Regions from separate parts of the Homo sapiens genome. Here regions 2, 3 and 4 are each linked to region 1. The links are chromatin contacts, found by Hi-C or POLR2A ChIA-PET in ENCODE. All regions are on one chromosome and are shown on one strand. The core of a region is the stretch at or near the end of the contact, and the rest is flanking DNA. Distances in the headings are between cores, read along the strand shown. Region 1 has its middle 34 kb from the start of HIF1A. Region 2 overlaps PRKCH (protein kinase C eta). Region 3 overlaps SYT16 (synaptotagmin 16). Region 4 overlaps SYT16 (synaptotagmin 16).

Region 1 (7,574 bases), core at 3,549-6,048:
ACACTTCTCAAAAGAAGACATTTATGCAGCCAACAGACACATGAAAAAATGCTCATCATCACTGGCCATCAGAGAAATGCAAATCAAAATCACAATGAGATACCATCTCACACCAGTTAGAAAGGCAGTCATTAAAAAGTCAGGAAACAACAGGTGCTGGAGAGGATGTGGAGAAATAGGAACACTTTTACACTATTAGTGGGACTGTAAACTGGTTCAACCATTGTGGAAGACAGTGTGGCGATTCCTCAAGGATCCAGAACTAGAAATACCATTTGACCCAGCCATCCCATTACTGGGTATATACCCAAAGGATTATAAATCATGCTGCTATAAAGACACATGCACACGTATGTTTATTGTGGCACTATTCACAATAGCAAAGACTTGGAACCAACCCAAATGTCCATCAGTGATAGACTAGATTAAGAAAATGTGGCACATATACACCATGGAATACTATGCAGCCATAAAAAAGGATGAGTTCATGTCCTTTGTAGGGACATGGATGAAGCTGGAAACCATCATTCTCAGCAAACTATCGCAAGGACAAAAAACCAAATACTGCATGTTCTCACTCATAGGTGGGAATTGAACAATGAGAACACTTGGACACAGGAAGGGGAACATCACACACTGGGGCCTGTTGTGGGGTGGGGGGAGGGGAGAGGGATAGCATTAGGAGATATACCTAATGTAAATGACGAGTTACTGGGTGCAGCACACCAACATGGCACATGTATACATGTGTAACAAACCTGCATGTTGTGTACATGTACCCTAGAACTTAAAGTATAATAAAAAATAAAAATAATAAAATGGAACCACGCAAAAAAAAGAAAACTGTTGATATAATCTTAACAATCAGAAGAGAAGTTGGTTACTCATTTAAATTACTGGTAAGATTTTTGTAAGCCCTGTGACAAAACACATAAAGTGATGAAAAATTCTTCCCCCGCAGAAAGAATAGAAAAAGCCCTGGAGGATCCAGGTCTAGTCTTAACTCTGTCAACTACTCCAGTACCTATTAACCTTGAAGAGCTCACTTAGTTTCTCTAGGCTCAGTTTTTTCAACTCTAAAATGAGAAGAATACATTAGATTCCCTTTAGGATAAAAATGCAGTGTTTTGGCCTGGCACAGTGGCTCACGAACCTGTAATCCCAGCACTTTGTGAGGCTGAGGCAGGTGAATCTCTTGAGGCCAGATGTTCGAGACTAGCCTGGCCAACATGGCAAAACCCCATCTCCACTAAAAATACAAAAATTAGCTGGGCATGGTGGCGCACGCCTATAATCCCATCTACTTGGGAAGCTGAGGCAGGAGAATCACTTGAACCTGGAAGGTAGAGGTTGCAGTAAGCCGAGATCACACCACTGCACTTTAGCTTGGGGACAGAGCAAGACTCTGTCTCAAAAACAAAACCAAACCAAAATGCAGTGTTTTGACAAAATAGCATCAACAACAAATATTACCAAAGTTAATAAATTGGCCCTACATAAATAGGATATCTGCATTAAAAATGTAAAATATTTTCTGAATGACCAAGCAATTAAATTATAGAAAACTGCAAGCACAAACAAATACACTTGTTAGAAAAAGCATAATTATAGGAAAGTGCTAAATTACATTTGGAGGTTGAAAAGCCATGAAATGATTCAGGCAGACACAAATAAAATATATGAAATAAGAAGCACACAACAGTTGAGATGTAGTCATAGGCCTGCCCAACTTGTTGGACCAAACAAAAAAGGAAAAAAATTGCTATATAATAAATGACTTGTCTTTTCCATTCCTGAAATATGCACAACTGTCTGGATCATTGTGATATGAATATAATGTCAGGTTATCGCAAATGGGATCAATGCATAGTTGTTAGAAGGGAATTGTGAAATCTCCAGCTCTGAGCTCTTCTTCTGGAAGGGTGGAGAAAGAACAACAGCCAGTTTATGAAACCATTAGAAAGTATTTATAGGACCATGCTTATATCATTTCGTAATAACTTACATGTTATTGTCTGCTTGTATATTGTGTGATCTAAGAACAATTTCCAAATTAAAATATTGTAATTGTTCCCATTAAGTTTATCTTGGCAGATTTTTTTTTTTTTTTTTGAGACAAGATCTTGATCTGTCACCCAGGATGGAGTGCAGTGGTGGCACAGTCATGGGTCATTGCAGACTCAATATCCTGGGCTCAAGTGATTCTCCCACCTCAGCCTTGTGAGTAACCGGGACTACAGGCACGTGCCACCATACCTAGCTATTTTTTTTGTTTGTTTGTTTGTTTTAGAGACAAGGTCTCATTATATTGCCCAAGCTGGTCTTGAACTCCTAGGCTCAAGTGATCCTCCTGCCTTACCCTTCCAACGTGCTGGGATTATAGGTGTGAGCCGCCATGTATCCTGACAAATCTTTCTTTTTACTACTCCTTTAAGTGGGACCTGTAGTTGACCCAATACTCTGAACCGAATATATTCACCTGAGAGAGAAAAAAAAAAAAAACTCTGCCACAAATAAAGCAAAACTGTAACAAGAAGCCTTGGTCACATTTGTTGAAGACTAGCATACTGCTGGCTAGTCTGTCCAGATATCTGAGAATGGATTAAATGGCTTTCTGCTGTTCTTTTTAGGATCAAGATGCTATGAAAAGCTTTAGTATTTGATACATTTCAAGGGAGAAAAGGCTGAGTTTACTTATTTTGAAATGCTATGTGTCTTTGTACTTAGGTGAATACATGTGAGTATATTTTAAATTAAATTCCTTTCAACTATTTCAACTATTTTTACAGACATCATTTACTGAGAGGACAAATGGGTAATATAATAAAAATTGCCATGGGTGGAGGTGAAATGTTGTAACTTACAAGCAGTAATTTATCTTCCTGCTGGCATGTCAGGATATGGTGATGACTACACTTGTTGTTCAAATTATTTCCTAGTAACAACCTCAAAGGAAACCATGTTGAGTCTGAAACCATCTTGCATTTGAAAGCCTGTGTGGCCTTCTTACAGATCACATTTTCAAAGAGGTCAGAAGTCAATGTATATGTAGAATTTCAGACACTGTACCATCTTCCACAGGGATTACACTCAGAGGCCTAAACATGTCACAGGAAAAGTTGTTAGACTGTTTAAAGAAAATCAACAACCAGGCACAGTGGCTCATGCCTGTAATCCCAGCACTTTGAGAGGCCAAGGCAGGCGGATCACTTGAGGTCAGACATTCGACACTAGCCTGGCCAACATGGTGAAACCCCGTCTCTACTAAAAATCCAAAAATAAGCCGGGCATGGTGGTGGCGCATGCCTGTAATCCCAGTTACTCAGGAGGCTGAGGCAGGAGAATCGCTTGAACCCGGGAGGCGGAGGTTGCAGTGAGCTGAGATCGTGCCACTGCACTCTGGCCTGGATGACAATGAGACTCTGTCTCAAAAAAAAGAAAAAAAAAGAAAAGAAAATCAACTGGAAGAGGGTAAAAGGAAGCAAAATCTCTCTGCAACATTGGGGAGTGAATTTGCACAAAGGACGTTCCAAAACATCCATGAAGTTGACTGGAAAAAAAAATAGAAATACAAATGTAAAGTTTAAAGGAGCCCATGAACCTAAGGAAACAGATACTGGGGATTTTTGAGCTGAATACAAAACCTCTGAGAAGCAAAAGAAAAAATATGTTTGCCAAGAGGCGTCCTTTCCATATCTAAAGCAAAACCCACAAATACCCATGAGTAATATCATGCAGGTTATGAAGTTCCTATGCAAAACCAGCAACATTTTCATAAACCAGAATTGTTGGAACAGTTGCAGATATTCATTTAAAAAAATCTGACTGTATAACAGCTCTGAAACGCAAAGCTAGGCCACAAAAGTACATTTCACCACATATGTCAATTTTCTTGAACCCTCTCACTATCAGAGTTGCCCAGGTTTTAAAGTTCCAAAGTTAGTAAAGAGACTGTGAATCAGACACTAAAATATGTTCTTCTACTTTGTACTGTAGCAATGCCATATTTAAGAAAAATATGAAAATGAAACCAAAAAGCAAACAAGATTGTGGAATTCCCTGACATTGTATTATATTTTACCAGCAGCCTCTGTATTACACACTGGAATAGCTTAAATGTGTCTTTTTCAATTAATTTCCCTTTTTTTCCAGAAGAATAAAGAAGTACATTTATTACAGTAAATAAAGTTGGCATTGCTCATATTAAACAAACAGGATGTCTGAACTGTATGCATTAAAAGATTTCAGAATGACAAGGCAAGCAAATTACACATATTAGTGCTTATGCTTTCAGAAAGAATGGAATGCTCGGAAAGTACTAAATCACACGTAGGTACTAGAACAAGAAAAAAATGACAAGGGTGTAATTGGTGGTGAGGGTGGGAACTTTTTCTCGCTTAAAATACATTGGGCTCATTTGTGTCTGCAATGCATCAGTTCCCAGTGCAAGAAAAAAAAGCCACGAATATGGACAGACTCAAAGTCTTCTCCAAATGGAAGATCCAAATCAGAACCTTTGAGGAGGTTTGCCTCAGCACCTTCTGTAGAAGTGGTTGGCAGACACACAACTAGACACAAGGTAACATGGTAGAGCAGTGTTGAGAAGAGGATCCGCAGTGGTCTCCACTGCCCTGGCGGTGACCTTCTCCTCTGACTGTTCTGTATGTAACGGGACTGGCTTGTGCAGGCTGTTCAGCAAACCATAGGTCTGGTTTGCTATCCCCTGATCTTGTAGGTCATGTGATTGGACAAGCTCATTTGCCCTTGGGTGGATGGTGTTCAGTGACCCATCTTGCTGAGTCATGCTAAACCTGTTGAGCATGCAGCCTTAGTGCTTTAATGAAAGTGCCCTTCGTTGCATTTAGAAACAGTGACCCACCCTCTCCCTTCTTTGCTCTGTGTCTAAGTGTCATTGACACAGGACAGGGTTCCACACAGGATGTGATTCATATGAGCCAATCTTGAGTAGGTTTCTTGTGGTTTTTAGTTTTGTTTTAGTCAAAAGAAGGGAAACTTAACCATTTCCAATAGGTTTGATGAAGGTAAAAGCATTTCCCTCATTTTTCTGTCCATGCAAAAGAGCATACTGGGAGACCACAAAAGCCAAGGCGATTTGTGGGCCTATTCCCCCATTTCTCCCACCAGGTGTGGGAAAGAAGCAGAAATTTATGGCTTTGAATGGATTCTACAGATGCCAGAGTATAAGAAATTTCTAATCATTAAAAAGACCTCAAACGTGGCCAGGCGTGGTGGCTCACACCTGTAATTCCAGTATTTTGGGAGGCTGAGGTGGGCGGATCACCTGAGGTTGGGAGTTCGAAACCAGCCTGACCAACATGGAGAAACCCTGTCTCCCTTAAAAATGCAAAATTAGCTGGGCGTGGTGGCGGGCGTCTGTAATCCCAGCTACTCCGGAGGATGAGGCAGGAGAATCGCTTGAACCCAGGAGGTGAAGGTTGCGGTGAGCCGAGATCATGCCATTGCACTCTAGCCTGGGCAAGAAGAGCAAAACTCTGTCTGAAAAAAAAAAAAAACCCACAAACTTGTAAGGACCTTTAGAGTTGACCGAACACTTTCACATTAGTAATTTCATTTGTGCCATACAGCTTGCCCATGAGATAAGTCAGGGTTGGCCTCCTCTTTATGTGAGTTGATATTTTTAAAAATTAGAATGTACCGTAATACGCGTCCTGTATAAGTGATGTTCATTGTACAAGTAATTTTCATTGTTCCCCACTAGTGTAGATAAGGAATGTCCATAGGAAATTTTGTAACAGAGGCCATCCTCCAGCCCCCACAAATACATGCCTCACCCTACCCCAGTATATATGGAAGAATATGTTCAAGAGAAAGTGGCTGTTCACACCTTATTTTAATTTTTCTGAAACAGGAAGCAGGCAGAACAGCGGGGAAAAGGGAAGCTAACTCCTTCTTCCCCTTTCATTTTCTCTGGGGCTATGATGCAAAGCAATGCTACAGAATATTTTAACCCCAGCCAATCACCATAAGAGAACACATAATTAAAAGCATCAGAGGTAAGAGTTAAAGAAAATGATTTTCTAAGCTGTTTGCTTGTTTTGAAATAGAGACAGAGTCTCAGTATGTTGCCCAGGCTGGTCTCTAACTCTTGACCTCAAGCAGTTCTTCCACCTTGGCCTCCCAAAGTACTGGGATTACAGGCCTGAGGCAACACATCTGGCCCTAAGCTATTTTTTAAAAGACAATGTTTAACACATGATATGAACATATGTGTGTGGTAAGTAAAGTAGAATGAGATTTCTTTATTTTTTCTTTTTCTTTTCTTTTTTTTTCTGAGACAGCGTCCCACTCTGTCAGCCTGTCACTCAGGCTGGAGTGCAGTGGTACGATCATGGCTCACTGCAACCTCAGACTTCTGGACTCAAGTGATCCTCGTGCCTCAGCCTCCCAAGTAGCTGGGAATATAGGCACCCACCACTATATCCAGTTAATTTTTTTTATTTTTGCTTTTTAGAGAGGAGTCTTACTATGTTGCCCAGGCTGGTCTTGAACTCCTGGCTTCAAGCTGTCCTCCCGCCTCAAACTTTCAATGCGCTAGAATTACAAGCATGAACCACCTTGCTTGGCCGAGATTTCTTTAAATTATTTGCTCTTTGTTTCAGAGTTTTTAAAAGATTACTCCTTATGTATTTTGATGACAAAACTCCCCCTCAGGTTTTGGGCAATTTGTCTCACAGAAAAATCCCCTTTTCTTTCTTTCAATGACGTATCATCACTTGAATTCTATAAATGCTATTGGCCTTTTTGGCAATCATCACAAAACTATTTTTTATTATTTTGAGCATCCTTGAGGATTATTTGAATCTCTCTATATCTATTCTTGTCACATTCTCTCTCTCTCCATCTGTTTGTCTTTATGGGTTCCTCTTTCTCTCTCCATGTCTGTCATTTCACCCTCTCTGACTTTCTCCCACTACACGCTATCCCTTCCCCACCTCATTCCCGTTAACTGATGTCCTTTATGTACCAAGAACAATATCAATTCATAAAACATTTCCCTCCCTGGGCTCCCTCATATCCCTACTCTACTCTTCCCACAGTCTGCCCCAAAATATCTTTTACAAGTGCTTGAAGAGTCACCTTAAAAATCAGGTCATCAGATGTATGCCAATAGTGAAAAATTTGAGCTGATCCAAATGTTTCTCAGTGGGAGATTGATTAAATAAATTGCGGTGGGTTTATTAAATGGAATACCATACAACTATTAACAGTGCAACCATTTATTGACATGGAAGGTTGTTCATGACTTTTCTTTCTTTTTTTTTTTTTTTGAGACGGAGTCTCGCTCTGTCACCAGGCTGGAGTGCAGTGGCGCGATCTCAGATCACTGCAACATCCACCTTCTGGGTTCAAGTGATTCTCCTGCCTCAGCATCCCGAGTAGCTGGGACTATAGGTGCGCACCACCATGCTCAGCTAATTTTTATATTTTTAGTAGAAACGGGGTTTCACCAGGTTAGCCAAGAAGGTCTCAATCTCTTGACCTCGTGATCCACCCACCTTGCCTCCCAAAGTGCTGGGATTACAGGCATGAGC
Region 2 (7,574 bases), core at 2,522-5,021, 220 kb before region 1:
GAGAAAGAGAGGGTGGAGGAGGCCGAGAAGAGGGTTCAGCCCAACAAATGCCAAGTTTTAGGTAGCTTGGGGATACCTTGAAGAGATGCTGACAAGCTACTTAGAAATAAGTTTATTAGCTAGAAGCCGGAGCTGGCCAGGCACAGTGGTATGCACCTGTAGTCCCAGCTACTCTGGAGGCTCAGGTGGGAGGATGGCTTGAGTCCAGAAGCTGTTTGAGGTCAGCCTGGGCAATGTAATGAGACCTCATCTCAATATCAACAAACCTTATCTCAATATAAATGAATGAATGAATGAATGAATGAATGAATGAATGAAACCAGAGCTATAGCTGTATATTTGGGAATCCTCAGTGTACAGGCAGTTGATGAATGAACATCCAGAAAGACTAGAAGCATGGTATGCAGGGAACCTTGGAGCATACACATATTTAAAAATTGGGTGGAGGAGAAAAGCCAGTGAAGGAGACTAAGAAAGACGATTATAGAGAGAAGAACCAGAGCTGTTATTGGAGCCAAGGCCTCTTTCTTCAAGGACTGAGAAGGGGAGAGTTTGTACTTTGGAGTTTGCACAGATCACAGACATGAAAAAGGAAAGATGATGATGAGTGGAAAATGGGAGGTCAGGACTCTCCTCCCATCCTGATGTGGCAAGAGGCTTTTCTCATGGTTCTGGATGGAACTTTGGCCCTGTTGCAGATGCTCACATGCAACGTTCTGTTCTAATCACTGTTCTGCTGGCAGAGGAGGCTGGAGTGATGAGTGAGCATGGGCTCAGCTTGCGTGGATGCTATGAGCCGTAGGTCCTACTCAAGAGAGTCAGTCTAGTAACAAATTATTTTCCTCTCCTTCTTTTGCCATCCCATTTAGTTTGCAGGATGGTTGGTGTTTGTGTGGGCTGAGATTCCTCAGAGGGAACCAAAGCCCTGAGAAACATGTGTAGCAGCTGTTGATTTGGGTCTCCACAGTGAGATCCGGGTCTAATACAGTGAGTCCAACCACTTTATCTGAGTTTGGAAATAACTATGAGTACATAGTTAAGCTGTTTTCAAAAAACACAGAGGATTCTGTACTGCTAGTGCCATTGAGGGGGCTTTTGCTGCCATTTATTTTCAACTTATTTTTTTGAGGTGGAGTCTCACTCTGTCGCCCAGGTTGGAGTATAATGGCGTGATCTCAGCTCACAGCAACCTCTGCCTCCCAGGTTCAAGCAATCCTCCTGCCTCAGCCTCCTGAGTAGCTGGGATTACAGGTGCCCGCCACCAGGCCTGGCTAATTTTTGTATTTTTAATAGAGATGGGGTTTCACCATGTTGGCCAGACGGTCTTGAACTCCTGACCTCAGGTCATCTGCCCGCCTCAGCCTTCCAAAGTGCTGGGATTACAGGCATGAGCCGCCACACCCGGCCTTGCTGCCATTTTTAAATACCAAAACCTTTTGTTGCAGTCTTTGTCACAGGTGCTGGCACAAAATTCCTGGTACCTTCTCCCTGCTCTAATTCACCAAGTTCTCCTTCCTCTTTTCCAAAGACTACTAACATGGAAGTCTTCCTTAATTAGTTACAGGACTATATCTGCAACTCCTGTGATTTATTCGCTCAGTGCCCGTGTCACTGTCACCCACTGGTGGGGTGTGCTTGTTGTAAATACCCATTTAAATGTTTACATTTTCAAGTATATAAAACCAGGATTGTAAAATACCGTTGTATTTCCAGTTGTAAATAGCCGTTTAGTTAAGTTAGGCATTTGTTTATCACGCGTCCTAATCTCTGTTTGTGTCGTTACTGTCTCAGAGATCATCATCATCTGTGTTTACATTTTTATGCATCATTCTTTATGCAAGTAGTTCTTATTCAGTGTTTTTGATGATGTTAAGCAAAATTCTGTTGCTACCTTACCTCATTACCTTCCCGGGATATATTTTGCAGATATAAACCAATAATATTTTCTGGTTCTTTCTTGACTAGTAGCTTTTGGTTAACTCTAAGGTTTTTCTGTTTGTTTTTCTCACAGTTGTTTTCTCCCACGTGTACAAATGATAAAACAAATTATCTCAGGAAGAAGAAAAAAGACATTTGATAGTATATCCAGTAGTTCAACAATAGTCAACGGAGTCTGGTGTCCTCACTTCTGTCATTGGCTGCTTGACCTCACTTAACCTTCCTGTTAGTTTCTGTTTCCTCACTAGAAAATTTATTACTTTCTAGGGATACCAGGAGACCTGGTGTTAATAAAGGGCACAGTGCAGGGTGTGTGGAAGATTTTAGTGTCAGTTCTAGCACAAGCTAGCTAAATGTGTCTCGGGGTACATTAACTTCTCTAGGCCCCAATTTCCTAGGTATTCATTCTTCTTCTAGACAATAGACAGTTGAATTAAAAAATCCTTTCTATCGACCAGGTGCAATGGCTCACACCTGTAATCCCAGCAGTTTGGGAGGCCGAGGCAGGAGGATCACTTGAGCCCGTGAGTTTGAGACCAGCCTAGCAACACAGCAAGACCCTGTCTCTTAAAAAAAAAAATCCTTTCTATTCCTAGAACTCTAGGGTAGTGTGAAGTAAGGGTTTTCACAGTTACACTAGGTAAGTTACTACCTGTCGGGTACTTCTCTAATTATGCTGTGCTTATTAACTTATCAAGTCCTCAAATGGCCCTATGAGGAACATATCCTTTATGTTCTATAGATGAGGAAACTGAAGCATTGGATGTTAAACAACTTGCCCAGGGCCACCGAGCTTATAAGGGAAGAAGCCGTCTGCACACCCCAGGCTCCAGATTCCACAGCCTCAACCACCAAACTCTCTTGTCTGTCGTCATATAGAAGGCTGTTCTGTTTTCTCAGTGTAGCCCCCTTAAAGATAAGCCACAGTAAACCACAGTGCTTTTGATATTAGGCAAATTAAACTTGAGTTCAATCGTATGTTACACTGAATCAAAGTTATATTCGCTGTGCATTTTACGCCAGTAATTCTGGAAACTAAAAAGTGCCATGCCAGAAATTTTCTCTGATTTAATTTGCTTACAATCATTTTAAAAATGAGGAGCTGTGATCCACGCTTTTGCCCCAGGTTGGAATATTTTAGAAGTACTTTCAAATATATATTTCTGCTGCTGGGATATAAAACCATAAATTCGAGCAGATAGAACAAAAGACCAAAGAGGATGATGTATTTACTGTTTTTGAGTTAAAGTTACAACAGTTTACAGAATCACAGCAACCGAGAATAGGAGTTCTCAGAGACATACTCCTCATCCACAGAAGCCTCACATGACCAACACAAGTTTCAGTCCAGTGCAACTTTTTGCAAATGAAAACTTACCCTGGGGTTGTTTGGTGACTCCTAGTCACATGTGCTTTCTAAAGTTCTCAAAACAAGCATGGGGTGACAGTCCAGTTTTATGAAATATAATTTTAGTTCAGAAGAGATGGGATTTTAGAATAGTTAATCTTCATTATATTTGACATAATTACTCTGCACCCTGTGGATGGGGTGGCTTTTCAAAACCCACTTCTGGTGAGGCAGACCAGGGCTCCAGGCCAGCACCCCTCTGGAGATTGGAATGTGAATTTCCGTGCTGGGACACAGAGCCAGCTTCCTATTTATTTAGAGCCATTGGGCACCTAAGGAGCCAAACAGAAGTTGTGATGCAAGTTTTGGCTGCAGAGCATGTTAGGGTTGCCTGACGTGTCTAACTAAAACATGATCTGAGAGATTTCTCAAAGCCCTGGTTGATTTAAGCACCATAGTATTCAATAGGGTTTTTTTTTAGTCCTTTTAACTCAGTCCTAAGTAAACAGGAGGCGGTGCAAACAATGAGGAAGTTCCCTCTGCATTCCGATGGTGAAGTGGGGTTGGAGTCTGTAGGCAAGTGAAGAGCGTGTGGGAGAGCTGTTTCCTTTTGCTCATGGCAGCAGTCTAGAACATGGTGACAGTGAAAGTCATTGGAAGCCATGGGGGCCCATTTTCTTTATGTGACCAAATGTCTTGCAAAGTCCCAGGTGTGTGTGTAGGTGCATGAGTGTGTATGTTTGTTTTCTAAACGAAGCACACGTGCAAAATAATGTAAAAGGGCAGAGTGAAGTTTGTCCATGTCCCTGTATGAAAGTGCATGGGAAGTGCCTGGGGCAGAAGTGAAAGAGACACGGCCCCAGGTCGTGAGAGAAGACATTGAGGTGCACTCCCGGCCTGCTGTGGGAACAGTGGGTTAGCATGTCACCGGTGCACTCCCAGGCTGCTGTGGCAACAGTGGGTTAGCATGTCACCCGGCTTTAGGATTTGGGGGAGTTTGCTCAGGCTCTGAGGCAGGTAGGTTAAGGCTAATTTAACTCTTAATGGTTGGAAGGAAAGAGGGAAGGGCCGTTTAGGAAGGTGAAAAGGCAGGAGTGAAGGTGGCAAGAAATGATTGGCATGCAGTTTTTTCCTAAATCCTCCTCTGGTTATAAGGAATCAACTGGAAAATTGCAGTGGCAATAGCTGTTAAGAAAAAAAATAGGATTCAGTTGATGAAATATTAAACATGCAAGTGGGCTGGTCTTTTAACCAATCTTTGTAGTATTAAGGGATTAAAAAGTTAATTCTTGGTAATTAGATCCCCAGGGAGAACTTAATTTGCATCTATACATGATAAGTGTTTACTATTAATAATTCAAGACAAGTTTTGCTTTGGCCGGTATTGAGCTGGGTCTCAGGCTGGTGATAACAGAGGCTGGATAGAGAGTGATACCATTAGCCTAATTTTGTCATCTGCAAGCAAAGGAATGTTAAAATCTGTTCACTTCGTGGTTTCTAAATGACTTCTAGAAGTATCATGAGTGGAAGAGGGCAGTGTAGTGTAGTAACTTTTGTTCTTCCGCAGTCCTTAGAACCTGTCAGGATTATTGGTTATGACACTGTTCCCACAGGGTGGACAACAGGGGCATTTTTATCTTCTTGAGACATATGGGAAACTTAAGAAGGAAAGTAACTAGGCTGTTTGCCAAAGATTACACCTACCTCCAAACAAAAACTGAGGCAGGTATAATTTTAACTGTGCTGGAATCTCTGAAGATGTTGGTGTCTTGGCCAAATTCATTTGGACTCTTTCTGCATTTCACTCTTTGAGATCTATTGTGTAGACTCTAATTTCTTTGACAGGTATTGTCACATTGGTCTCCACAAAAATTATTATTGAAAGCCAGGCATGGTGGCTCACGCCTGTAATCCCAGCACTTTGGGAGGCTGAGGCGGGTGGATCACAAGGTCAAGAGATCAAGACCATCCTGGCCAACATGGTGAAACCCTGTCTCTACTAAAAATACGAAAATTAGCTGGGCTTGGTGGTGTGCACCTGTAGTCCCAGCTGCTTGGGAGGCTGAGGCAGGAGAATAGCTTGAACCTGGGAGGTGGAGGTTGCAATGAGCTGAGAACACGCCACTGCACTCCAGCCTGGTGACAGAGTTAAACTCTATCCAAAAATAAAAATAAAAAATAAAAAATTATTATTGAAATAACTACATTTTTTTTCTTTTTTTTTTGGAGAGAAAGTCTTGCTCTGTTGCCCAGCTGAAGTGCAGAGGTGCAATCATGGCTCATTATAGCCTCAACCTCCTGGGCTCAAGTGATCCTCCCTAGTAGCTGAGACCACAGGTGCACACTTGGCTTTTTTTAAAATTTTTTTTGGTAGAGAAGGAGTTTCATTATGTTGCCAGACTGGTCTCCAATTCCTAGGCTCAAGTGATCTCCCACCTCAGCCTCCCAAATTTCTAGAATTAAAGATGTGAGCCACTGCACTTGCCCTAAATAACTACATTTTTTTGAATGCTGCGATGTGCCTAGCTTTGTGCTAAGCTCTTTGAATGTGTTACCTGATTCAGTCCTTGGGAAAACCCTAGGAAGAAGGGGCCACCTGATTTCTAGATGGGAACCCTGAGGCTTAGCAAGAAAAAGAGAGCCGGTGTGGTAGGGTCAGGACTGGAGCCCGGTTTATACTCCTACTGACAGGATGGGGATGCCTGTTTCACCTCACCCTTGTTAAAAAGGACACTTTAGCAATCCTTTTAAGTATTTGCCAGCTTAAGAGGTAAAAATGTGATTTAGCTTCTGGTTCTTATGCGTCCGTCTTGGGTAGCATTGGACATCTTGGCATGGTTATTGGCTGTTTGCACTTACAGTTTTAGGAATTGCCTCTTCACATCCTCTGCCCCATTTTTACTGGATTGTTCATACTTTTAAAAATTGATTTCTGTGTATTATAAATAGTAACCCTTTGTCATGTGTTACAAGTCCTCTTCTCCCTCAGTTTCTTTCTTTCAATTTTCTGCTTTGTATTTTTTTTTTTTTTTTTGCCAAATAGAACTTTAAATTTCTTAAATTGCAAATCTGTGAACTTTGGATGCCTTTAGAGTTTATTATCCCTTTAAAAAAATTTTTTTAAGAGATGGGGCCTCAGTATATTGTCCAGGTGGTCTTGAACTCCTGGACTCAAGCAGTCCTCCTGCCTCAGCCTCCCAAAGTGTTGGTATTACAGACATGAGCTACTGTACCCGGCCAAGTTTTATTATCCTTATCTTATCCTAGGAGTATAATATTTTTCTGTGTTTTCTTATTGTTCTATAATTTCCTTTGTAACAGGTATCTGAGATTATCTTTGAAATCTTCTGTCTCTTCCAGGGTTTAAAATTTTTTAGCAAATTATTATTTCATGGTTTCTTAAATTTCCTTTGTTTCAATGATTAAAGCATTATTGAGGAAATAAGCTATATTTTATTAATCACAAGTCTCTGCATACACTAGAAAAATTCTAGTATAATTATTTGGAAGACATAATGATGTAGTTTTCAGAGTCCTCAGATTAGAAGCCACTGTTTTAAAAGCGTGAGGTTAGAAAAGGAATTTTGCACCTATTCCAGGTTAATTTCTACCTATTCCAGGTTAACAGAGGTGATCCTGTACCAATGGGTTTTGGACAGAGCTCTCATAGTCTGTGCTGTGGGCGATTCCCTCATTTAGTTTGCGAGGATACCAGAATTAAAGGAAAATAATGAGAAATGCTTATAGCTCATAGATAGACGCGAGGTCACAGACAGCCAGACTGGAGCTAGGAGACCATGCTGATGTCACATACTGCCCTATCAGAACCCTGGGAAACCCTTGGTCTGTGCTACAAGAGATTGGCCCATGATAGCCAGTTATAACCAGGCAGTGGGCATCTCAGGGGTTTGCATAGGTCTAACCTTAAAAAGCCACATGACTGGGTGCGGTGACACACACTTGTAATCCCAGCACTTTGGGAGGCCAAGACACAAGGATCACCTGAACCTGGGAGTTGGAGACCAGCTCTGGCATCACAGTGAGACCTCCATCTCTATTAAAAAAAAATTATTTTTAATTAGCTGGGTATGGTGGTGCATGCCTGTAGTCCCAGCACCTTGGGTTGCTGAGGTAGGAGCATCACTTGGGCCTGAGAGTTCAAGGCTGCAGTAAGCCATGATTGAGCCACTGCACTTCAGCTTGGGTGACAGAGTGAGGTCCTGTCTCAAAGTAAAGAGTCCTGTTAGGAAGCCATAATGATTTTAGGGGGGATGGTTTAGATCTTGAA
Region 3 (7,574 bases), core at 1,653-4,152, 200 kb after region 1:
TTGTGGATTATGATGTGGTAGAGATGAGCAACCTGGCCTACCAAGTGCTGCATGGCGAGGCACTGGCTGCACAGGCCAAGGCCGCTTCGGCCGCCGCCTCGCTGCGCGGCCTCAATTTGGCGGTGGAATGAGTGCGGTACTCTCAGGCCCTTTTATGCCGGTCCCTACCCTAGACCCGCTCCGCCGATATGATGTGGTGGCGACTGCTCGGACAACGTGTCCACTCGCTACCTGGTTAATGACGCATGTGGCTGGCCGGTTGGGCCCTAGTGTCTGCCAGCGCCTGGAGGGCTAAATCACAGTCTACCATTATGACGGTGGGCCTTGCTATCGCTGCATATTCTCCCAGCCACCCCCGGCGGAGACAGTGACCAACTGCGCGGATGGCGGGATGCTCCGTGTCTTAACCGGGGTCCTGGGCTGCCTGCAGGCCTTGAAAGTGCTGAAAATTGCTGCGAGTCTGGGCCCCTCTTACAGTGGCAGCCTGTTGCTCTTTGATGCCCTGAGAGGGCATTTCTGCTGTATTCGGCTGCGGAGCTGCAGGCTCGACTGTGCAGCTTGCGGGAAATGGCCCACTGTGACTCATCTGCTGGACTATGAAGCCTTCTGTGGCTCCTCAGCCACCGATAAATGCCGCTCCCTGCAGTTACTGGGCCCAGAGGATCGTGTTTCTGTCACTGACTATAAGCGACTTCTGGATTCTGGGGCACCCCATCTGTTGCTGGACATCAGGCCTAAGATGGAGGTGAGCATCTGTCTTTTGCCTCATGCCCTACACATCCCTCTGAACGCAGGGATGCGGAGAGCCTGAAGCTCTTAGGAGAAGCAGTCCGGAAAGGGAAACAGGGCACACAAGAAGGGGCTGCTCTCCTCATTTATGTGATTTACAAACTGGGAAATGAATCACAGAAAGCCGTGAAGATCCTCCAGGCCTCATCAGCAGCTCAAGAGTTAGACTATTTAACAGTTTGGAATATTGTGGGGGACCTCATGGCCTGGGCTGCCCAAAACGGTGGAACATTTCCACAGTACTAAGGTGACTGGTATAGTCTGATGGGAAAGATGTGGATTGCCGTAATACCGCAAAGATATATTTATTTGCATTTTTCAGTAATATACATAGGAGCTGGAGATTCTACAGTATCTGTGAATACATGGACTCCTTTTTTATAAAGAGTTTTAAAAATTGTTATATATTGGGTGACTTATTAATGGATTATACTGTTTCTGGGAATCATCATTTTTTTTCAGCACATGGAGGGTGTCTTGAACATGTGAGATGTAATGTGACAGGATTTTGTATTTAAGCTGCAGATCATTTACCTGTCCTTATTTTCCACCTCCCCCAGTCAAAATGCTTTCTAAATCATTTTATATCTGGAATTAAGGTGCAGTAAACTTAGTCTTACGAAATTGATCACAGATTATATACTTAGGATCAGTTTACTGTTTACTTAAGAAATTATTGGATCTTATTAATATTTCAGATGATAGAATACATCCTACAGAAATACATGTTTAAAATGTAAGTTGTTTTAATTATTCAGAAAGTGGGTCATTCTATTTGGCATTTTGAATTAGTATCAAAATGAGATCTTTAAAGTTTACCAAAATAAAGGAAACCACCTTTGTAGTCTGAAAAAAAAAACTATTATGAATACTCGTGTATAAGTATTTGTGTGGATACATGCTTTAATTTTTCTTGGGTAAATACCTAGGAGTTGACTTGCTGGGGCTGGGTTATATGGTAGATGGGTACACATTTAGCTCTACAAAAAATTGCCAAAAAAGGAAGAGGAGGGTGGGGGAGAAAGGAAAAAATAATTGCCAAAATGTTTTCCATAGTGGCTGTACCATTTTGTATTCTCCCTAGCAATGTATGACATTTCCAGTTGCTTTACATCTTCTATTATACTTGATATCATCAATTTATTTTTATTTTTGTCATTCTCATGGTTATAACAAGGTATCTCATGTTGGTTTTAATTTGCATTTTTCCAATGACTAATGATGTTGACCATCTTCTCATATGCTTATTTGCCATCTATACCTATTCTTTGGTAATATATGTGTTCAAATCTTTTGTTCATTTAAAAATTATGTTTGTCTTATTATTGCATTATGAGGGTTCTTTAGTGTGCATACAAGTTCTTTGTCAGATATGTATTTTGCAAATACTCTCCTGTAGTCTGTGGCTTGCCTTTTAGTTTTTCTAACAGCATGCTTTAAAGAGTAAAAATTTTAAATTTTGATAAAATCCAATTATTTTTTCTTTTATATTTAGTGCCTTCTGTGTTCTACAGAAGAAATCTTTGCCTAATCCAAAGTCAAAAGAATTTTCTCCAATGTTTTTTCCTAGAAGTTTTATAGTTTTAGATGTTACATTTAGATCTGTGATGCATTTTATATTTTTGCTTATGTTGTGAGCTAAGGGTCTAGGCTCATTTTTTTTTTCATATGCACATGTAATTATTTTAATAGCACTTGTTGAGATTATCCTTTCCCGGTTGCATTATCTAGGCATTTTTCCTGAAAAGTATTTATATATGTTTGAGATTATTTCTGGAGTCTCTCTTCTCTTTCATTGTTCTATGTGTCTATCTTTATGCTAATATCATACTGCTTTGATTACTGTAGCTTTATATATAATAAGTGTTGAAATCAGGTAGTGTAAATCTTTTTCTTTTTCATTTTTTCAATCCTGTTTTGGGTAATCTAGGTCATTTTATTTCCATGTCAATTTTAGAATTAACTCATCATTTTCTGTGAATAAATTCTTCCTGGATTTTCTTGTTTGTACGTTAAAATTTGTTGAGAAAAAGAAATAAATGGCATATAGGTTGAAAAGGAGGAAGTAAAACCCTTTATTTGCTGATTTAACCTCACGGTGACTCATTTTCTCATGCGGTTTGTGAGAATTTTGCTAGTTTGTCTTCAGTGAATTTCCCCTGTAGCCAACGTCTAGAAGACCCATATGCTCTGAACTATGAATTGGAATCTACATAAAAGCTACGAGAATTAATAAATGAGTCTAACAAGATGCAAGGGAAAATATACAAAAATTGTTTTTCTATATACTAGCAATTAACTTAAAACAATATTATTTACAATGAAAATACATTACTATTTACAATAAAAAACAATACTATTTACATCAGCATAAGAAATATGACAGACTTAGGAAGTGATTTAACAAGTTTGTACTGTTGAATAGGATGACCTTGCTCCCAGTCTTGGGGGAAAGCATTTAGTCTTTTACCATTAAGTCTGCTGTTGCTTGTAGATTTTTCAAAGATGCTCTTTATGAAGTTGAGGCAGTTTCCTTCTATTCCTAGTTTGCTGAAAGTTTTGATCAAAAATAGATGTTGAATTTTGCCAAGTGCTTTTTCTGCATCTGTAGAGAAGATCATATGGTTTTCTTTAACTAGTCTGTTAATATGTTGAATTACATTGAGTTTTGAATGTTGAATCAGTCTTGTATTATTGGGATAAACTCCACTTGTTCTTATGTATTACCTCTTTTAGGTTGGGTTTCTTTGGATAACATTTTAAGAGTTTTGTGTGTCTATATTCTTGTTCATGAAAAATATTGGTCTAAATTTTCTTTCCCTAAAGTAGAGAGTAGAATAATAGTTGCCAGAGTCTGGGAAGGGTAGTCTGGGAAGGATTTAAAGAGATGTTCTTTCTCTCTTTTCTGAGAATGGTGTCTTCTCTCTTTTTTTAATCTTAATCAGTGTGATTAGAGGTTTATCAATTTTATTGTTTTTTCCAAAGAAATAACATTTGGTTTAGATTTTTTTGTTATTTAAAAAAATTTTATTTCCTTAATTTTTGCTTTCATCTGCTTATTATTACCTTTCATCTGCTTACTTTGTTATATTTTGCTCTTATTTGTCAGATTTCTTAAAATGGAAGCATTGATTTTAAATATTTGTATTTTTATAATATAAGCACTACTTTTGCTGCATTGCATTCATTTTGGTATATTTTGTCTTCATTTTTATTCATTTCAAAAAATTTTTAAATTTCCCTTTTGACTTCTTTTAATCATGGGATATTTATAAGTATGTTCTTTAGTTTCCAAATATTTGGGGGAACTGTCTAGAAACCTTTTTATTATTGATTTCTTATTTAACTCTCTTTCAATAACATTTGTATGAGATGATTCCTTTTAAATGTGTTAAGACTTGTTTTGTTGCCCAGATTATGGTCTGGGTAAATGTCCCATGTTCACTTTATAAGAATATTTTGTTTTTGTTGGTTGTTCTATAAATGCTGATTAATTTTATTGATAGTGTTTTTCTAGTGTTTTATATCCTTACTGAATTTCTGTCTACTTTTTCTATCAATTATTGAGGTTCTGGTATTAAAATATCCAACAATGCTTATGAATTAGTCTGTACATTTATCCTTCTAATTCCATCAGCATTTGCTTCATGCATTTTGAAGTTTTTTATTATCTGAATAAACATTCAAGATTTCTATGTACTCCTGATGACTTGATCCCTTTATGATTATGAAATGATCCTTTTCTTTGGTAATATTTTATTGTGAAATTTAACCTTAGTATAGCCACTCAGCTTTATTTCGGTTAGTTTTAGTGTGGTTTATCTTTTTTCTATCTTTTTTACTTGTAATAATTCTGTCTTTTTACTTAAAGAGTATTTCCTGCAGATAGCATACATAGTTGAGTATTGTCCTTTTATCCAATTTTATAGTCTGTTTTTTAGTTGGTGAGTTTAGACATTTCCATTTAAGGTTGGATTTAAACCTACCATTTTATTATTTGTTTTCTATTTGTCTTACCGTCTTTATTCTTTTTGCTTTGTTTCTACCTTCTTTTGGATTAAATGAAAATTTATTAATATTATATTTTAGGTTTTTTTGGCTTATTAGCTCTATCTTTTTTGTTGTTTAATGGTTGCTCTAGAGTTTACAGTATAACTTTTAAATTTATCAACATCTACTTTCAAATAATATTACAGTGATTTCCACATATTTTAAGAAACTTAAAATTGTATAGTTCTATTTCTCTTGGTCTTTGTGTTGTTGTCATACATTTTACTGCCACATATGTTATACACCCAACTGCTGTGGACTGAATGTTTGTATCCCTCCACAACTCACCTATTGAAGCCTAATGCCCAATGTGATGGCATTTGTAGGTGAAAGCTTTGGGAGATAGTTAGGTCAAGAGAATGGATCCCTCATGAATGAGATTAGGGTCCTTATAATAAGAGACATGAGAGAGTTTTCTTTCCCTTTTTTTGTTCTCTGCCATGTGAGGTTATGAAGAGAAGATGGCTATCTGCAAACCTGGGAGCAGGCTCTAACCAGACACTACATCTTCCAGTGCCTTGAACTTGGACTTCCCTCCCCACAGAACTGTGAGAAATAAATATTTGTTGTTTAAACCACCCAATCTGCTAATTTGTTATAGAAGCCCAAATTGACCAAGATACACAACAATATGTTATTATCTTTGCTTTAGAAGTTATCTTCTAAGTATATTAAAAATAAGAAAAAATTTATATCTAGTCACTCTTTTACCATTTCTGATGCTCTTCATCCCTTTGTGTAGATACAAATTTCCATCTGGTATTATTTGCCTTTTACTGAAGGACTTCCTTTACTATGTGCAATGATGCTCATGATATATTCTTTTAGATTTTGCATGTCTGAAAAAGTATTTACTTTCATTTTTGAAGGATATTTTTGCTAGATATAGACTTCTAGTTTGCCAGCTATTTTGTTCATTGCTTTAAATACGTTGTTCCACTGTCTTCTGACTTGCATTGTTTCTGATGAGAAATATATTGTCATTCTCATTGCTGTTCCTTTGTATGTAATGTGATATCTTTTTTTTTTCTTGCCTGCTTTTCAGTTTTTCTTTGTCACTGTTTTTTTAGATACCTGATGATGATGTACTTTAGTTTGGTGTTCTTATTGTTTCTGCTTGGGGTTTACCAAACTCCTTGGATATGTAGGTTTATAATTTTCTTCATATTGGTAAACTTTTTTGGCCAATTGTTTCTTCAAATATTTTTGCTACACTTCTTTTCTCTGAAACTCCAGTTATATGTATGGTAGGCCACATGATGTTATCTTCTTTTGAGTTTCTTTTCTTAAAAGTCTTTTTACTCTGTGTGTTTTATTTTGTCTAGGTTTTATTGCAATGTCTTCATGTCCCTAAATCTTCTACAATAACTAATCTGTTAATCTCATCAGTGTATTTTTCATCTCAGTTATTATATTATTCATCTCCATAAATTTGACCTATGTCTCTTTTTATCTTCCATTTCTGTTCTCAATATGCCTTTGTGGAGTACATTTATAATAGCCGTTTTAACTACCTTGCCTAATAATTCTATAATCTCTGTCATTACTGGGTCTGTTTCTAGTTATTGAATCCCTCCCACTCCCACTCCCCATTTTTCTTTTTTGCCTGCCTGGTAATTTTTGGTTGGATGTTAGATATTGTGAATTTTATATTGTTGGACGGTGGTTCATTTTATTTCTTTAAGTATTTTTGGCTATGTTCTGGAAGGCAGTTAAGCCAGCTTGACTTCATCTAGTTTTGTTGAAACTTGCTTTTAAACCTTTTTAGATGGGTATAAATCATCCGATAATCTACTGCTAATTTGGCCCTACTAATGAGGCAATCAACCTTTAAGTATTCCACTTTATACTCTATATATTAGTATTTTTTGCCCACTGGCTAGTGACAATGTAAATTATTCCCAGCTTTTTATGAGCTCTAGGGATTTTTTGATTGTACCTTTCTGGTGGTTCTTTTCCTGGTCTTGTTAGTTTCTTAATACACATGTGCTGATCTGTACTCAAAGACTCAAAGGAAATCCTGTCTGTGAATGTCTCTTCTGCAGTGCTTTACCCCACAAATTCTAGTCACTGTGGCTTCCCCAAACTCCACCCTGCTTCTATTCAACTCAGCAAGACTCTGTTCTGGGTCTGTTTGGGCTCCCCTTCCCTGTCCCGTGACCTGCTCTCCAGGCAGTGAGCTGGAGCACCCACAGGGATCACTTCATTCATTTATTCTTTCTCTCAGGGATCACCATTTAGTGTTGCCTGCTTTCCTGCATCTTTAAAAACCATTATTTTATATATTTTGTCCAGTGTTGTGGTTGTTTAAGGCAGAAAGATAAATTTAATCCCTATTACTATATTATGATCAGAGCTGGATTCCTTAACTTTTTCACATGAAATTACAATAATTATAAAAACAATACCGCATTATAGACAATATATTAAATGATATAAAATGCCCTTCTATAAAGTGTTGTCATAGCACATTTTCTTTCAGTAGTTTTTGTCCTCTATGAAGTTTTTAGGCAATATTGTTGGTAAAATGAGACTTTGGAGTTGCTTGACCCTACAATTTATTATCACTGTTCCATTTTTAATTCTTTTTTATTTTGGGAATATTATCTTCTTTAAGACTCATTTTCTTACCAGTAAAATGTGTGGGTAATTGTACCTTCCTTGCAATATTGTAGCAGGGATTGAAAATAAAATATGAAGTATTCAATAAATAGTAGTTATCAATAGTTTCAATT
Region 4 (7,574 bases), core at 1,692-4,191, 180 kb after region 1:
TTCTCAATTTACATGTCCCAGGTGAGTAAGACCCACTCTCGTTGGCCTAGAACGGTGGTTTACAAAATATGGTTACTGGACTAGTAACGTTGCCATCACCGGGAACTTGTTAGAAATTTAATTAATCAGAACTTGTATCAGATCCACTGATTGAGAAACCTGGTGGAGCGTAGCAATCAGTGTTTTGATTAGCCCCCCAGGTGATTCTGGTACTTGCTAAAGTTTGAAAACCACTGGTCTAGGGGCAGCTTATCTTTGTATAACCCAGAGGTCAGCTCAAGTCTTTACTCCTGTATCCTTCATACACATCATAGAAATTGAATTCCTGGGGGTTGATTTCTCATGGTACCTTCCACCTCTTTGTGCCTGCACCTGCGTGTGTTTATTGCTCTACTTTACTGCCGGTGGCTGCTCTTGTGTCTGCATTGCAATGGCCCAGATCGGCAAAGGAAAAGGAATCCATTTGCCTTAATTCACACAAACATCAGCAGTCCATTCACTTGAAAGGCATTTGAATATGTAGAAAACCAATTGATGGTTTGGAGGGATAGGAGAAGTTTATATCTTGGTAACATAAACAGTCTAAAATTGAATATTAAATGTGCACCTTCTGAAATCCTGTAGCCATTCTCCTACATTCCTTCCCCAGTCCCTCATTTTCCTTTCTACTCCACCTCCCATTGATTTGCTTTTTTCTCTAGAGTGATTTACTAATTCTATTTGTTTCCTTGTCTTCTGTTGTAATAACCAGGATTTTTATTGCAGACATTACAACCTACTCAACTACCTTAAGAGAAAAGAGTCTCAACTATAGAGTTACATGGCAGCTTACAGAATTGATGAGAGGGCCGGGGAAACAAGCTTGTTAGCCATTCAGTCATAGGTAACCTTTACATCCATTTATTTATGTCTGTCTTAATTTCTTTCATTGAATTTCTAAACTTCTATGAATTTTTTTGTGTGGCCTTAAATTAATACCCAGTTAGGTTTTTATTTTCTGTCATGATTTCATGCAAATTTTCTGATTGCTCTGCAGATTTTCCAATCTCTCCTACCTCCCCTGCAGACAGTACGCTAACCCCTACTGATAGGAGGAGCAAGGGAAGTGATTTGAATATAAGGCCAATTCCCCTTGACTGAGGCAGTTGAACCTGCATTTGATGAGTTTGACATTGAGCTTATCTTTCTTCCTGTTTGAAGACAGGACTTTGAGATTGAGGGGGTTTCAAATGATACCTCTATTCAGTGGTAAGTCTGTGCTGGTGAGCAGGGCCAGGCCTCCTCATAGGTGTTGATCCTAACAGATTTCCATGATTCTCCACTGAGTGGCAGAGGCTGATTTTTTTTTTTTTTTTTTTTTGAGACAGGGTCTTGCTCTGTTGACCAGGCTGGAGTGCAGTGGTGCGATCTTGGTTCACTGCAACCTCTGTCTCCTGGGCTCAAGTGATCCTCCCACCTCAGCCTCCCTAAGTAGCTGGGACTACAGGTGTGGGCCACCTTGCCCAGCTAATTTTTTGTATATTCAGTAGAGACAGGGTTTTGCTATGTTGGCCAGGCTGGTCTCGAACTCCTGGCTTCAAGTGATCCTCCCACCTCAGCCTCCCGAGTAGCTGTGATTACAGGCGTGAGCTGCCGTGCAGCTGAGGCTGATCTTGGAGCTGGGGAATCGGCATCTGAAAGCTGCTAAGGCCTCACAAAGGCTCTTGGAGGGTTTGCCTCTAGAAGATGGGTACATTAATAATATGAGAATCCACCGCTCAGTGGAAAAGTCCTCTAGATACAGGCTTTCCAATTATTCTGTATTGCCTGTCTCCTGGGTTCTCTTTCTCTGTGCATTCCAGAACAGCCACGCCTTGGATGCTATGCTTCTGGCGTGCAGAGTCACCCTGCCACCTTGTGGCCATGTTTGGGAACTGTACTTCCTCAGATGTCGGCTTCCTTCCTATGTCTTTCTCAGTATCCAGCAAAGCTGAAATTGGTCACCCTGGATTGCTTCTGCCTTTAGCTTTTTGAACTAATAGGATTTGAAGAGATACTTCATAGCATACACCAAAAGAAGACTTTCTAATAGCTTTAAACAGAAATATATATGCAAGAAATTTCGTTGCCCCTGTAATGACATCTTGACATATTAGATAATGTGTGTTCAAAGCAAGAATAGGTCAATGTTATGTCTCAAAGCTGTTTCAGGGCTGCTCTGAGAGATACTGTACTTTTCCTGGGGATTGGAGTGAGCATTATGTAGTAGACATTAATTTTAGAGCACAGTTCTCTTTTAGGTCACATTCCTTTATTTTTCTATATTGAATTAACTACCTGACTGGTGGGAAAATTAAATCTCAATCATTACTGATACCCTTTCCCACTCCATAGGATAATATAAGAATCCCAGGCTGGTACAGTGCCATAAATTTGGGATGGGGCCCAGTCCACTCCCCACAGTTGGCTCCGTCATGACCACTGCACATTCCGACATGCTGCTGCTGAAGACATGATCCCCAGCAACTAGGCTGTCAGAGGACCCTCCCAGCTGTTCACCCACTGACGACCACCCTGAGAGAGAATGCACCATGTCCATCTACTGTTGGCTTTCTGGAAGAGCTCCCCCAGCTCCCACCTACCCAGGCACAGGTGGGAACGAGGTCTGTGTTTCTGACAGAACACAATCTCTTAAATTCATTCCTTTCCTGTTCTGGAGAATATTCCTGTCCTTTCCCTTTTGGCATAGGCTTTCTTTCACAAAGCCCTGTCTGGATGGGAACTTTTGTAAGTACCTTGAAACTTCAATTTATTACCCTGAAATTCACAAAATTATTAAAAATGGAGTGTGACTCTTGCTAAGGACTCAAAAACTCCAAACATAAAGTTGTCTATGTTATTGGAAGGGAGAAGGGAAAAATACTGATAGTAGCAATAGCAGCAGGAAGAAAGTACAAATTAATATCTCGATGAATCATCATGCCCCATTGTGTTTGATGTAGGCAACAGGCCTAAGGCTTCTGCAGCTAAATCTTCTCTTTACTTGGGCCATCCCTAGCAAGTGAAAGGGTGTTTATTGAGGGTGTTTCCCCACCGGCCCCCCACCCCCCCGCCATGGTCTAAGCACTGTGCTGGGTTCTTGCAAAATGAAGATGACCTCGCAGCCACAATTACAGAATGGTAATCAAGTACTAAGTGCTAGGAGAGGAATACAGCTGGAGTTCTGTGGGAGTGCTAAAGGAAGTTGCTGTAGTCTAAATGTGCCCTCCAAAATTCATGTGTTGGAAACGTAATCCCCAAGGTAACATTATTGAGATGTGTGGCCAAAGGGAGGTGTTTAGGTGATAGGGCTCTGCTCTCATGAATGGATTAATGCCACTATAAAAACAACTCTTGGGAGTGGATTCATGCTCTGCTGTTCTTCTGCCATGTGAGGACACATCAAGAAGGCCCTCACCAGATGCTGGTACCTTGATCTTGGAGACTTTTCAGCCTCCAGAACTGTGAGAAATAAATTTCCATTCTTCGTAAACTACCCAGTCTGTAGTATTTTGTTATAGCAGCACAAAATGGACTAACACAGAAGTGATGATAATTGCAGGAGGAGTTATATATAAGTCAGGAGGTAACCTATATGAGATGATATTTTAGCTGTGCCGTGAGAAAGCATCTGCTTGGTGGGAAAAGAGTGAGGTGCAGTACATTCAGGCAGTGAGAACTGCACCAGTACAAGTGTGGGAATGCTCTGTGGCTGAGAGTGATGCACGTTTTGGAATTATCTGAGGAAATGAGTAAATGTGAACTGGGTTGGAGCCCAATCACATTTGACCTCATTTGAAAAGCCAACAAAATCGTAATTTATTTTTTAGGCCAGCAAATCACAGTCCATTTTCTGTTGCATTATATTCCCATGCGCTTACTTAGGGAAATGTGCCAGTTCCTCAGGGCTAACTGTATTTCTATGTCTTTTTCTTGTGATGAAGAATGTCATTAATCTGGGAACATTGTGGAGGGGAAAGGGGGAGGGAGGAGGGAAAGAGGAGGGGAGGGGAGCAGAAGAGGAAGAAGGGAAAGGGAGAGGAGAAGGAGAGATGAGTTAGTGATTATTGGATTAGGTCAAGCAAGAGGTATTCAGGGGCTGAACTCAGACAATTCATGGGGAATGTGTGGATATAAGACATTTTGGAGACAGAATCCAGGGCTTGTATGTCATAGATTACATGTAGGGAATAAGGGAGAAAATAAAAGATTATAGAATTTTTCAAGTTTAGACAACTGGTGGGATGAAAATCACATTGAGACAGAAGATAAGAGAAGAAGCAGATTTGGAGGCCAAGATAATGAATCATTTGGGGGCACATTTAAGAGCCTGTGGGACTTCTGGATAGGGAGGCAAGGTGCGCTATTGGAAATACGAGTCTAGAGCTTGGGAGAGAAGTTGGTGGTTTTAGTTTTGGGAGACATCAGTGAAGAGAGTTTAGGGAAACCCCAAGAATGGTTGAGATCACCCAGGGAGAGTGAGTAGAGTAAGGAGAAACGTTAAGGTGAAAACTGTGGGGATATACATGTTGATGAGTAGGAGGTTAATGAAAGTATCACCAATGAGACCAGGAAAGAATAGCCAGAGTTGGGAGCAAAACCCAGGAAGAGGGTGGCCGTAGCAGGCAAAGAAAGACAATTTTATTTCTCTTTTCTTTTCTTTCTTTCCTATTTCCTTTTTCTTTATTATTCATTTATTTTTATTAGGAAGACAATTTTAATGTCATAAAGCAAAAGTGTAGGGAGTGAGCAAATCTTTAAAACAGCAGTGACAAGGTGGCTGGTGGCTTCCATGTTAGTGTTAGCTAAGCAGCATAAAGGGAGCTGAGATAGCTGCATCCTGGTAATTAGGTATTAAGGGAGATGAAGAGGTAGAGCTCATAAATATAGGCTATTCCATCAATAAATTTGTGGGAGAAAATAAGGAGATGAGAAGGCAGCTTAGTATTCCAATAAAATATCTTATTTTAGAAGAGAAGACTTGAGTATATTTATAGGCTCAGAGGGAAAAGCCAATGGAAGGGGAGAGATGGAGGTGTGAAAAGGAAGAAATAATCAACGGAACAGTCACCCAAGTGAGGGGAAGGCAATGGGATTAAGTTAAACCTGTGGTTCTTTGTCATTTGGAACCAGTTTTGGGGACTAGTAACCAATTTGGCTTGCTTGAGGACCTACTGAAGTGGGGTAGAAATCCCCTAAGATTTCCCTGGGCCAAAAGATAGCCAGAATAGGAGGTAACCCAAGGTCTCTTAGGGTTATCTGGAAATAGTTTGACCTTCCAGCACCATTGAAATGCTTTTGTAGAGAGCCATATTATTCAAGTTCAAAAAAGAAAAATCACAGAGCATTCATTCTTAGCAGACATTGTATGGGGATACATTTATAGCTATGTTCCAGGGTTTTGTTTCATGTCACAGAAAATGCTTGGCAGCTCTCCAGCTAACTGAATCTGGTTACAGGAAAAAGAAATGATTTTATCCTGTGTCACTGCTTTCATATTCATTAGCATGTAATTAGAAGCAATGGAGGAATTCCTAGATTAGCAGTTTTCATTTAAAAGGTTTTTAAAAAATAATAGCTAAGTCTGTTTAATTTGAAATTCTTTAATTTTAATTATTTTATTTTAGATTCAGGGGGTATATGTGCCTGTTACATGGGTATTACATGTGTAATGGTGGGGGTTGGGCTTCTAGTGTACCCATCAACCAAATATTGGACATTGTACTCAGCAAGTAATTTTCAGTCCTTCCCTCTGTGGAGTCCCCAGACTTCATATGATAGCTTTGTTTTTCTCCATCTTTATGTTCATGTGTGCCATTTGGTTAGCTCCCACTTATAAGTGAGAACATGCAATGTTTGATTTTTTTTGCTTTTGTGTTAGTTCCTTAAGATAATGGCCTCCAGTTCCATCCATGTTGCTGCAAAGGACATGATTTCATTCTTTTTTATGGCTTCATAGTATTCCATGGGGTATCTATGCCATATTTTCTTTACCCATTCAACTGTTGGTGGACATTTAGGTTGGTTCCATGACTATGCTATTGTAAATAGTGCTGCAATAAACATATGAGTGCAGGTGTCTTCTGTTTTTATTTTTTTAATCTGTCGCAGGCTTTAAAAATTAAATTTTAATTTGTGTGGGTACCTAGTAGGTTTATATATTTGTGGGGTACATGAGAGGTTTCAGTACAGCCATGCAATGTGTAATAATCACATCATGTAAAATGAGGGATCTCTACCATCAAACATTAATCCTTTGTGTTATAAACAATCTAACTATACTCTTTTAGTTATTTAAAAATGTACAATTATTATTAACTGTAGTTACCCTGTTGTGCTAGCAAATACTAGGACTTATGAATACTTTCTACTTTTTTGTACCCATTAACCATCCCCACCTTATCCTCCTGCCACTCTTCTAGCCTCTGATAGCCAGCCACCCTTCTACTATCTATGTCCATGAGTTCGATTGCTTTGAATTTTAGGTCCCACAAATAAATGAGAGCATGCAATGTTTGTCTTTCTGTGCCTGGTTTATTTCACATAGCATAATGACCTCCAGTTCCATCCATGTTTTTGCAGATGACAGGATCTCATTCTTTTTTATGGCTGAATAGTACTCTATTGTGTATAAGTACCACATTTTCTGTGGCACATATACACCATGGAATACTATGCAGCCATAAAAAATGATGAGTTCATGTCCTTTGTAGGGACATGGATGAAGCTGGAAACCATCATTCTCAGCAAACTATCGCAAGGACAAAAAACCAAACACCGCCTGTTCTCACTCATAGGTGGGAATTGAACAATGAGAACACATGGACACAGGAAGGGGAACATCACACACCGGGGACTGTTAGGGGGTGGGGGGAGCGGGGAGGGATAGCATTAGGAGATATACCTAATGCTAAATGACGAGTTAATGGGTGCAGCACACCAACATGGCACATGTATACATATGTAACAAACCTGCACATTGTGCACATGTACCCTAAAACTTAAAGTATAATAATAATAATTAAAGAAAAATTTAAAAAAGTATCACATTTTCTTTATCCACGCATCTGTGATGGACACTTAGGTTGCTTCCAAATTGTGGATATTATGAACAGTGCTGCTACAAACATGGGAGTGTAGATTTCTCTTTCATGTACTGATATCTTTTTTTTTAAGGTATATACCCAGCAGTGGGATTGCTAGATCATATGGTAGCTCCATTTTTAGTTTTTTTTGGAACCTCCCAACTGTTCTTCGTAGTTATTGTACTAATTTACAATCCCAGCCAACAGTGTTCCCTTTGCTCCACATCCTTGCCAGCATTTATGATTCCCTGCCTTTTGAATGAAAGCCATTTTAACTGGAATGAGGTGATATCTCACTGTAGTTTTGATTTGCATTTCTCTGATGATCAATGATGTTGAACACCTTTCCATAGAGTTATTTCTTAACTTTGTTGATTGTTTCCTTTGCTGTACAGAAGCTTTTTAACTTGATGCAATCCCATTTATCCATTTTTGCTTTGGTTGCCAGTGCCTGTGGGGTATTACTGAATA

What was found. A loop is a pair of places that touch in the nucleus more often than their neighbours do. ChIA-PET counts read pairs that join two places held with the same protein, here RNA polymerase II (POLR2A). Pooled maps may share reads with other maps.
Region 2: a loop to region 1 is called in a pooled map, with 6 times the contacts of the local background. The contact joins two enhancer-like sites. A Hi-C loop is called at or near these places in 6 of 50 pooled maps. POLR2A ChIA-PET finds 5 or more read pairs at or near these places in 2 of 52 experiments (CD8-positive, alpha-beta memory T cell and HEK293).
Region 3: a loop to region 1 is called in a map with no recorded cell type, with 5 times the contacts of the local background. The contact joins two enhancer-like sites. A Hi-C loop is called at or near these places in 6 of 37 single-sample maps with no recorded cell type and 4 of 50 pooled maps. POLR2A ChIA-PET finds 5 or more read pairs at or near these places in 1 of 52 experiments (GM12878).
Region 4: a loop to region 1 is called in a pooled map, with 3 times the contacts of the local background. The contact joins two enhancer-like sites. A Hi-C loop is called at or near these places in 1 of 168 maps with a recorded cell type or tissue (ovary) and 7 of 50 pooled maps. POLR2A ChIA-PET finds 5 or more read pairs at or near these places in 2 of 52 experiments (activated B cell and activated naive CD4-positive, alpha-beta T cell).

Annotation. Positions count from the first base shown.
Region 1 is chr14:61,657,878-61,665,451 of GRCh38, forward strand. No RefSeq gene overlaps it. Among named protein-coding and RNA genes, the nearest start is that of HIF1A, 34 kb to the right of the region's middle. Within about 2 kb of position 4,799, at least 18 of the 41 ENCODE cell types and tissues checked have a DNase peak (open chromatin) inside an H3K27ac peak, as active enhancers do.
Region 2 is chr14:61,435,425-61,442,998 of GRCh38, forward strand. All of the region lies in intron 2 of PRKCH (protein kinase C eta), which reads left to right. Among named protein-coding and RNA genes, the nearest start is that of PRKCH-AS2, 110 kb to the right of the region's middle. RefSeq lists an enhancer at 3,849-4,218. Within about 2 kb of position 3,772, at least 21 of the 41 ENCODE cell types and tissues checked have a DNase peak (open chromatin) inside an H3K27ac peak, as active enhancers do.
Region 3 is chr14:61,864,514-61,872,087 of GRCh38, forward strand. All of the region lies in intron 1 of SYT16 (synaptotagmin 16), which reads left to right. It also overlaps the pseudogene MOCS3P1. Among named protein-coding and RNA genes, the nearest start is that of SYT16, 56 kb to the left of the region's middle. Within about 2 kb of position 2,903, at least 2 of the 41 ENCODE cell types and tissues checked have a DNase peak (open chromatin) inside an H3K27ac peak, as active enhancers do.
Region 4 is chr14:61,835,895-61,843,468 of GRCh38, forward strand. The region is part of intron 1 of SYT16 (synaptotagmin 16); the gene reads left to right. Among named protein-coding and RNA genes, the nearest start is that of SYT16, 27 kb to the left of the region's middle. Within about 2 kb of position 2,942, at least 2 of the 41 ENCODE cell types and tissues checked have a DNase peak (open chromatin) inside an H3K27ac peak, as active enhancers do.